Linked DNA regions of Mus musculus: region 2 is linked to region 1. The links are chromatin loops, found by intact Hi-C in ENCODE. Cell type or tissue: heart. All regions are shown on one strand.

The links. Hi-C counts contacts between places; a loop is a spot of excess contacts. Peaks named below come from ENCODE experiments on the same cell type or tissue, not always from the same donor. Only the 100,000 strongest peaks of a DNase experiment are listed, where the experiment ranks them.
Region 2: it touches region 1 in a loop (3-fold over the local background); 7 of 42 quality-filtered maps call a loop at or near these places.

Annotation. Positions count from the first base shown.
Region 1 is chrX:95,948,149-95,953,148 of GRCm38, reverse strand. Las1l (LAS1-like (S. cerevisiae)) reads left to right here. Exons shown (of 13, transcript NM_152822.3): 5 at 960-1,241; 6 at 1,793-1,839; 7 at 2,703-2,812. Among named protein-coding and RNA genes, the nearest start is that of Las1l, 6.3 kb to the left of the region's middle. In heart, a CTCF peak has its summit at 2,165; no DNase peak of the experiment used is centred here.
Region 2 is chrX:95,684,842-95,689,841 of GRCm38, reverse strand. It overlaps the pseudogene Gm29889. Among named protein-coding and RNA genes, the nearest start is that of Zc3h12b, 24 kb to the left of the region's middle. In heart, a CTCF peak has its summit at 2,521 (motif pointing left); no DNase peak of the experiment used is centred here.

The DNA.
Region 1 (5,000 bases):
ATTATACTTGGTGTCAGCACCAGGTGAAATATAGTATAGACTGTTTTTGGTTACAGTATAAGGCTTGGCTTTCACAAGCTTACTGATCATAATGTGTAGCCTTTTCATAGTGAAAAAAGTCCATGTGGAAAGTATGAAAAAATGAAATCAGGATTAGTATTACCTTGTTTAATATGGCTTGGCAGTGTACTATTCTGGTTCGTTTTTAAACCTCAGAGTTATTTTTATTGATGTACGTGAGTGTGTGTTTGCTATTTGTATATGGATGCTGAAGGCCCGGAGAGGTTGCTGGGTCACCTGAAGCTAGGGTTACCCGCAGATGTGAGCCACCTGCTCTGGGCATTGGGATCTAACCCTGAGTTCTCTGCAGGTCCAGCAAATGCTCTTTGCTGCTGAGCTGTCTCTGTAGCCTCTGTTATGGTCCTCTTTGCTGTTTTAATTATAGGGTATTGCTTTCCTCTTCAGTCTGCCTCTGTAGGTAGTATAGTAGTCTGAAGGGGTGAGTTGAGAGGTATGAACCAGAGTGTCATGAACTCAGGCATTCTTTTTATGCTCATTTCATCTCGATTAAAAATCCCTGATTTAGGCTCTTCCCTTGTAATCAGGAAACTGAGATCTAGAAAAGGGAAAGACTTGGTTAAGGCTGTGTAAGTGGCTGGTATACCTAGGTTTCAGTTCTCCCATTTACCACCCCTTGCTTTATTTGACACCCATGTCTCAAGCCAGGATTATATCCGCACTCCCTCAACCCCCAGGAAAGATACCAGTGAGCAGGAGAATACAAGAGAGGATATATGCAAATATATGAGATTTGAGCCTTAGAGCCACGTCTCTTCCTTAGACTTTTCCTTTATGCATACAGTATGAGAATAGAGGCTAAGAGAACTGGGGACCTGTTAATTACTTGTCCATAATTGGTCCTATGGCATATCTCTTGAATCCACCCCTGCCTCTTCTAGGTTGCTACTTTGTCCTCAACTGGCTCCAGAAGACATACTGGAGCCGTCAACTGGAAGGCAGCCTGAAAGAAACCTGGGAGTTGGATGAGGACCAGCTAGATGCAGAAGATCCTGAAGAAGAGGAACGTGAAATTATTGCCGATGATGTACTTGAAGAGATACCAGAGCCTCAGGATGATGACAAAGATGAAGAGTTGGCTGTCGAGGATGATGCAAATACTAAAGGCAATGAGGAGGTGGCTTCTCATCCAGAACCATCTTCAAGACACAAGGAGTTGTATGGTAGGTATTTGTGGGGCAAAGAGGGGCGCATGTGCCGCGAGCACGGAAGCTTGAGGTCAGTACTGCCTTTTGTCCTTGATAATTTATTTTCTGTATGCTGTGGTGGAGTTCCAGCATTAAAAAAAAGAAAAAAAAGGGGCTGGTGAGATGGCTCAGTGGGTAAGAGCACCCGACTGCTCTTCCGAAGGTCCAGAGTTCAAATCCCAGCAACCACATGGTGGCTCACAACCATCTGTAATGAGATCTGATGCCCTCTTCTGGTGTGTCTGAAGACAGCTACAGTGTACTTACATATAATAATAAATAAATCTTTAAAAAAAAAATCACTGTCACAAACTATCTTACGGGGAGAGTTTCCATGGTGAATGGATATTGTATTTGCCTCACCATCTTTTTTGAGTTATATGAAGTAAATAGGGAAGGAATCTGATTGTTGTTCAATTGTTGAAGCAATTCTAGTTGTCAGCTTATAGCTCAAGGTACAGGAAGCTCAGATGCCCAGAGAGAATGAGAGGCTAGGCTTCCTTCATTGTTTTTCATTCTGGTTTCAGAGAAAGCGCGAGAATTGCTGGTATCCTATGAAGAGGAACAGTTTAAGGTTAGTATCCTTGGTGCGATATGCTGTCACCTGTCCTAGCCATTTCTTCCCTCTTGCCAGCTGCCTGAAAGAGACGTCTTGAGAAAGAGTTTGAAAGTGGCAAAACATGAGGGAAGTTCTCAGAGAATTTGGAAGAAAAGTGGCAAAGCATAAAGGTACTTCTTGGAGAGGGTGGGACCTAGGAAGGAGACCAGCAGAGTCTAGTCAGATGATCCTGTGAACTGATGGAAGAGAGCAAGCAGATAATGAAGTTCATGGACTTCATTTGCTCGGATGTAGAGAACTGGGAATGGGGTATAGCTGTATAGCCCTGTGATTCTCAAGATGACCAGCAGGTGGGGTGTAAGAGTCCCTAATCAGATGAGACTTAAGATGTACGTTTTGTAGAAAGCCTTGGAAACTATTTAGGTTCTTTTCTCCCTTTTGCACTGACAGATTGAAACCTTGGATGACGAAAGGGACAGATTCAGGGTTATATACATAGTTTATGGCAGAACTAGGATGGGAACCTGGGTCTCAACAATTCTCCTTGCTCCTGCAACTCATTTCTCCTATTTTCTCCTTAACCCTTTGGCCCAAAGATCTCTGCTCATCTCAAACCAAATGTTTCCAATTGGCACCTGAGCATCAGAACTTCTGATGTTTGGGAGCCACAGAGGATTTGGAGTGGGGAGAGCGGGAGAAGGAGACAATCTAGTTCTTTTTACTTGTTGGGCTTATAAAGGAGTTGTGGGCTCACCATGCATGCTTTGTCCTGTTCCCTTAAGGACAGTGCTGAGGTCCTATGAGAAGGGATCCTTGAGGGGTTTGGGGTAGGGTCCTTGGCAGAGTCAGACTTCTGATTGGACTCTTTTTGCTGTCAGGTGCTGGAGAAACACAGGCATTTGCTTCAGGCTATTAAAGTGTGGAATAATCTTTCCCCACGTGTACAATGTATCCTAGAAGAACTCAAGAGCATTTCATGGGAGAACAGGTTTGTAACTTGGTAACTCAGGGTTGCCTATTCTCTACAGTAGAGGGTAATAGCCTCATTGAAATTGGGTGTCAAGACAAGACATAGTTGGTGATGTAGATCTGTAATCTTAGCTACTTTAAAGGTTGAGTAGACAGATTGCAAATTTACAGCCTGGGCTACAGAATGAGTTCAAAGCCAGTCTGGGCAGCTTAGTGAGATCCTGTCTCAAAAATAATAGTTGAGGGGGAAAAAGAAAACTGGCTGGGATCATGCTTGCCTAGCATGTACATTGCCCTGAGTTCAATTCCTAGTAGCAGAAAGAGAGCCGTTGTCATGTTGTAGCTAACTGATTTCTCTTGTAGGAAATCCTAGAGTTAATCCTCCTCCCCTAAGCGGTGATTATGTCTTCTGTATGATCTGCCTCCAACCCTGCCAGCTACCAGGTTGCCTATTGAGAGTTACTGAATAACCAGCTATAAATGCCTGTAGTCATGCAGTCCCTGGCAACTTTTTCCCTCTGTCACATGGAATGTGACAGACTTGACAAATAGAAAAATGCTTTTTGATATATAACACTTCCCCACCTGGTCTGTTTTTTTCAAACAGCTTTTGGAAGATGTCAGCATCTTTTGGGTAATCCTGGCCAGGCAGATAGAGGACAGGTCTTCTTGGGGCATGGCTGCTGGAAGCTAGGCTAGGTTCCCTCCTCTCATTATGGCTGTGTGTTGCCCTGCCCACAGTGTTCAGTTCAAGCAGAGTAGGCAAGACTTGCTGCTTTTGTGTATTCTGCCTAAGTTCAGTTTGAAAGGTCTTTGGAGAACTTGCTGCCAATAAGCTGTGGAAGAAGGCTTGGGGGTGGAATGGTCAGTGGTAGAGCAGTGGCCTAGTACGCACAAGGCCTTATTTTGACTCACAGTGCCAAAAAGAAGATAAAAGAAAAAACTATGGAGGCAATGCTGGCCCTACAGTAAAGGAAAGTTAAAAGAAATCTAAGATACAGAGTTGCAAAGAATCTATACTAGATCTGATATAAGTGAGTTTGGATGAAAGCTTGCCATGTAAGCTGGGACTCCTCTTGTTTTCTTGTCTTTATTCCCAGAAGACTAGTCTCAAAGGTAATGGTGCTGGGTTTTTTTGTTTGTTTGTTTGTTTTGTTTTTGAGACAGGTTTTCCCTGTGTAGCTGTGGCTGTTGTAGACTAGGCTGTCTTGGAACTCAAATATCAATTTACCTGCTTCTGCCTCCGCAGTGCTTGGATTAAATATCTATACTCCACGATGCTTAGCTCCAAAGACATTTCATTAGAGTTTACCCATGCTAGACTTGTTAGCTATACCCTTCAGCAAAAGTTGGAGGGACAGCTTCCCCAGCAGCTGGGAAAAATTACTTCTGTGCGTAGTAACTGCCTTTGCTTGCTGAGCAGGCAGCTGGTAGGTTACTTTACGTTTTAGGAGTTTTATCTGAGGAGATGAGGGATGAGTGTAAGGACAGTTGTTTTCTCATCTTGCTCTGCTGGATAGATAGAAGGAGCTGACCAACTGTGTTGTCATCCCGCTAGATACTGGGACATCTTGAAAGCTTGACTCCTGCTAGACCTAGTCAGCTAGGAGAGGCTCTTAGCAAGCCAGGAGCTGGAGACTTCGCTCTTGCTGCTTTAGGTTTGAGCTAGCTGAAGTTGAGAAGTCTCCCCTGTTGCTGATGTTTCCGACCCCTCTGACTTTGATTTGGGTTATCTGTGAGGAAGCCTGAGTCATCTCCAGACAAGCAGTTGCATACCTAGTAGTTTGACCTCTAGGATCGAAAAGAAGGAGGTAACCAGTGTGAAGGCTAGAGAAACGGACAGGAGAAACAAAAACAGTGCAGGAACTGAGGTCTAAAAGCACTTGGCCATCTCAGGCGTTTCATTTCTTCTGTCAGTCTAGGACTTTTATGCTGTGATTTGAGCTGTTTAGTCACCTCTGCTCTCATTTCTGGGACTTAGATCACCACATGCTTCATACATGAGTGTTTAAAGCCTACTGACTCCAGACTCTGACTCAGTCCCTGTCCCAGGAACCTGAAGCCTAATAGCTTTGTCTTCTGATTACTCTCTACCACTGGCACTTTGGCCATTTGAACCAGAGCTATTAGCTGTTCTTGAAGTGTTGCAGGAATAGGTGTCTTTTTGTCGGTTTCATTCTAGTGTGCCTTTTCGTTTTCCTTCTTGG
Region 2 (5,000 bases), 260 kb after region 1:
ACTGGTTGTTATCATGTAGAAGAATGCGAATTGATTCATTCCTATCTCCTTGTACTAAGGTCAAATCTAAGTGGATCAAGGAACTTCACATAAAACCAGAGACACTGAAACTTATAGAGGAGAAAGTGGGGAAAAGCCTTGAAGTTATGGGCACAGGGGAAAAATTCCTGAATAGAACAGCAATGACTTGTGCTGTAAGATCGAGGATTGACAAATGGGACCTCATGAAACTCCAAAGCTTCTGCAAGGCAAAAGATACTGTCAATAAGACAAAAAGACCACCAACAGATTGGGAAAGGATCTTTACCTATCCTAAATCAGATAGGGGACTAATATTCATCATATATAAAGAACTCAAGAAGGTGGACTTCAGAAAATCAAATAACCCCATTAAAAAATGGGGCTCAGAACTGAACAAAGAATTCTCACCTGAGGAATACCGAATGGCAGAGAAGCACCTGAAAAAATGTTCAACATCCTTAATCATCAGGGAAATGCAAATCAAAACAACCCTGAGATTCCACCTCACACCAGTCAGAATGGCTAAGATCAAAAATTCAGGTGACAGCAGATGCTGGCGTGGATGTGGAGAAAGAGGAACACTCCTCCATTGTTGGTGGGATTGCAGGTTTGTACAACCACTCTGGAAATCATTCTGGCGGTTCCTCAGAAAAATTGGACATAGTACTACCGGAGGATCCAGCAATACCTCTCCTGGGCATATATCCAGAAGATGCCCCAACTGGTCAGAAGGACACATGCTCCACTATGTTCATAGCAGCCTTATTTATAATAGCCAGAAGCTGGAAAGAACCCAGATGCCCCTCAACAGAGGAATGGATACAGAAAATGTGGTACATTTACACAATGGAGTACTACTCAGCTATTAAAAAGAATGAATTTATGAAATTCCTAGCCAAATGGATGGACCTGGAGGGCATCATCCTGAGTGAGGTAACACATTTACAAAGGAACTCACACAATATGTACTCACTGATAAGTGGATATTAGCCCAAAACTTAGGATACCCAAGATATATGATACAATTTGCTAAACACATGAAACTCAAGAAGAATGAAGACTGAAGTGTGAACACTATGCCCCTCCTTAGAATTGGGAACAAAACACCCATGGAAGGAGTTACAGAGAGAAAGTTTGGAGCTGTGACGAAAGTATGGACCATGTAGAGACTGCCATATCCAAGGATCCACCCCATAATCAGCTTCCAAACGCTGACACCATTGCATACACTAGCAAGATTTTGCTGAAAGGACCCAGATGTAGCTGTCTCTTGTGAGACTATGCAGGGGCCTAGCAAACACAGAAGTGGATGCTCACAGTCAGCTAGTGGATGGATCATAGGGCTCCCAATGGAGGAGCTAGAGAAAGTTCCCAAGGAGCTAAAGGGATCTGCAACCCTATAGGTGGAACAACATTATGAACTAACCAGTACCCCGGAGCTCTTGACTCTAGCTGCATATGTATCAAAAGATGGCCTAATAGGCCATCACTGGAAAGAGAGGCCCATTGGACATGCAAACTTTATATGCCCCAGTACAGGGGAACGCCAGGGCCAAAACAAAAAAAAAAAAAAAAGGGAATGGATGGATAGGGAAGTGGGGGGGGGAGGGTATGGGGGACTTTTGGGATAGCATTGGAAATGTAATTCAGGAAAATATGTAATAAAAAAATTATATTACAAAAAAAAGAATGGTGTCATGCCTTCTTGTAGTGTTCTCCGAGGAGCCCTTTTCAGCCCATCAGACACAGCATGGAGTCTCCAGAGTCCACAGCTGATGGGGCTCCTGCCTGTACTCCATGAAACAAACAGTTCACACTCACAACCCATGTATTCCCGGGCATTTCGCGAGTTTTCTCCCCTCAGCATTTCAACTTTTTTTTTGAATCTTTGTCCTTGCCTGCCCTGACCTTCCGTAGCCCCCAGCAGCTCCATGGCAATAGTCATCAGCTTTCATGAATGGATTCTTGGCCCCTTTCTGCCTCATTTCAAGATCTGTTGGATGCCTTTTGGCTCCATTTTGGGGGTGGGGCAATCGTTGTTCTTATAAAGACTTTTAGATTATTAAAGTCAGTGACTGTCAAAAGAGAAAAAGAATACAATGAAATAAAAATCATGCTAAACATGTAAAGGAGTGAGGAATTACAAGAACTTTAAACAGATAATGTATTGGAACAGTTTCTTCAGAATTGAAGATGGGGCCTGGAGAGATGATCTGAGAGTTAAGAGCACATGCCGTGCTTCCCAAAGGACTCAGGTTCAATTCCCAGACCCCATATGCATCTTACAGCCATTGTTACTCTAGTATCCCATGGTGAACAAACATGCATGCAGGCAAAACACTCATACACTTAAAAATTATAAAAATAATGAAGATGGCCCATTGTGTTTGTGAGGGTGGGATCAACTGAATTTATGGACTCTTGCATTGCAGTCTACTTTAGACAAGTATCTCCTATCTGTCAATTGTTTTCACTGTAGTTGTTTTTCGTTGTGTACCAGGGGCCTCTACTGGCCACAGTTTATATTTGCAATGTGTATAGTAGACAGGTTCTTCCTCCAGCTTCCATGACCACAGATGGTACTTCTGTTTTAGATGTCTCTAGTTCTGCAAATGCCTTTATTTTGGTGTGCTCATTCTTACCAAGTGAAAACAAACTGTATATTAAACCACCACTTTATTAATTATTGCATTCCAACATTTCCAAATGTCTTGAATTTAGTATATAGTATATAGAACTTGTTAAAATGAGTCAAACTGACCTGACCTGTTTTGTAATCTTCAGTATACATATATTAAATCCCACTGTAAATCGTGCTTCTTTGTAATGGTGCATATAATTCACCTTTTTCTTAAATGCCTTTAAACACAGGTTCATTTTTCTAAGCCCTGTCTTAATGAAAAGGGATAAATGTCCTGACCAGCAGGACCCAGTTGTTCGTGGGTATGAGGGGAACTGCAAACCTGCAAGAGAAACAGGTGGGAAAAAAAGAGAGACCAAGGAGGATTCCTGTCAAGGTCTGAGTTTATTAGGCTGAAAAGCCAGGTTATAAGCACACAGTGAGGGGAAATAGGGAGGGGCTGAGGGAGAATTAACAAAGAACAAAGTAGTAGACATCTGGGGACCTGAAGGCTGAATTCTAACTGCAGGGGAGAGGCACCCTGAGTCTTATCTCAGGAATGTAGATTCCTCCTTAACAGCCCAGGGTATCAAGCTGGGCTCAGCACATAACTCAGGTCCTTGGAAGTCTTGGGAGTCAGGAAGAGATAAGGAAGAGGGGACTATAATTCAAATTTGTAGGGTCTTAGGTGCCAGGAAGGGATAGGGAGGAGGAGGGGACCAGCTCCTAACACAAGGCCATTTGGCTTATTAGGGTGGGAAACTGTGAAATCTTACTTTCTCACGGTATGGTCTCCAACAGATAAACCTCTAGATTATCTGAGTCTTATTTCTTGTGTTTTCTAGAATGTATGGATTCTTGGCATTTTTTCTTTTTGGACAATATGAAAATGAAGTTTCATTCCCACTAAAGTATTAATTGATAGCAGGGGAGGCAGAACAGACACACGTTACAGAGAGAAACTATATGGAGGATTTAATTTTCTGACAATTATCCACAAAGTAGATATCCAAGCACATAATCACGAGTTGGCAATATACAACCATTATTCACAATTAGAAGCTGTTTAAGTCATCATTTATTTATTATTTTATCAAGTATAAAAACAGACTAAGATCATAAACAGTTTACATTGAGAATCTTTATGAAGTTATAGTATTTACTCTATAATTTTATCCAACTTGAAAGCTGTGATTTCTTTATTATAAGTTCAGTTCACTTTTATTGATAATAGAAATGACAGTAATTGATTGCCTACTATGTGTTATATACCACAAAGACTGTCAATATCTCATTACACCCTGGAGTGCTGTTATGTCCTATCTGCTCTCGACTAGCAAGAATAACACGACCACCAGTTCTTCTAACAGCAGTTTATTCAGCAAGCTTCAGTCTTCATCTCTCTCACTTCATCTTTCCTCCCTTGAACCCCGGGCCTCTCACTCTTATATACTCTCAGCCCCCATCCACTCACGGCAGGCCACGTCACCTCACCAGGCACACAGCTTCAGCCAATTAGGGCGGCAGGGGCATGTCTCCAAATATGGACTTGTTTAAACCGCCAGCATCATGGTGCACCTGCGCAGCTCTCAGGATGGACATGGCTTATTTTCAGGTGTATGAGGAAGTCAGGTGCAAGTCATAAGACTTAGTTGCAGTCCCGGGCGCCATCTTGGGACTGCTGCCACACCCGCTCCTCACACTGTTAGCAGTTACTTTTATAGATTATGGAGCCAAACTATAGAGAGACAGAATTATTTTCCCTACATTCTAACCATAAAATACAAATGTGAATGTTTAGGCTCAATTTTATTTGGTGGGACAAAGATTTCCACATTCTTTCAGAGTTTCTAATGCAATATGTATAGAATTGAGTTGAGTGTTCGTATTTTACCAATCTTAGATTATGCTGACATTTCTGCTCTGTCAAGAATATTGCCAAAACCATTGCTTTCTGAAACCTAAGTATGAAAAATATCTTAAGCCACTTCATGTTGTGCATTCTAAATAGGAGAACAAGGCTCACTGTTGTGCCAAAGATGAATTATACTCAGTGACCTAAGCGTGGTTGGGTAGAACCATAAAAACTGGCCATTTTGCTGTGTAATAACATTGTTATTTACTTCCATTCTATTATACAAATATTATTTCATATGAGTGAAGAGCACTGATCTAGTTAATCTGGTCATTTGATGTCTGAAGCTTTACCACAAAAACTAACAGATGTTTACATTGTTTCTGCTTTAATGACTCCAGAGATGGGGAGCTCATTTACCTGGGAGGGATTGAGTTTTATTTTTAGACTGCTTTAACCTGAATACTAGAAAACTCTTTCTCTAGAGTTGGAGGAACGGCGCAT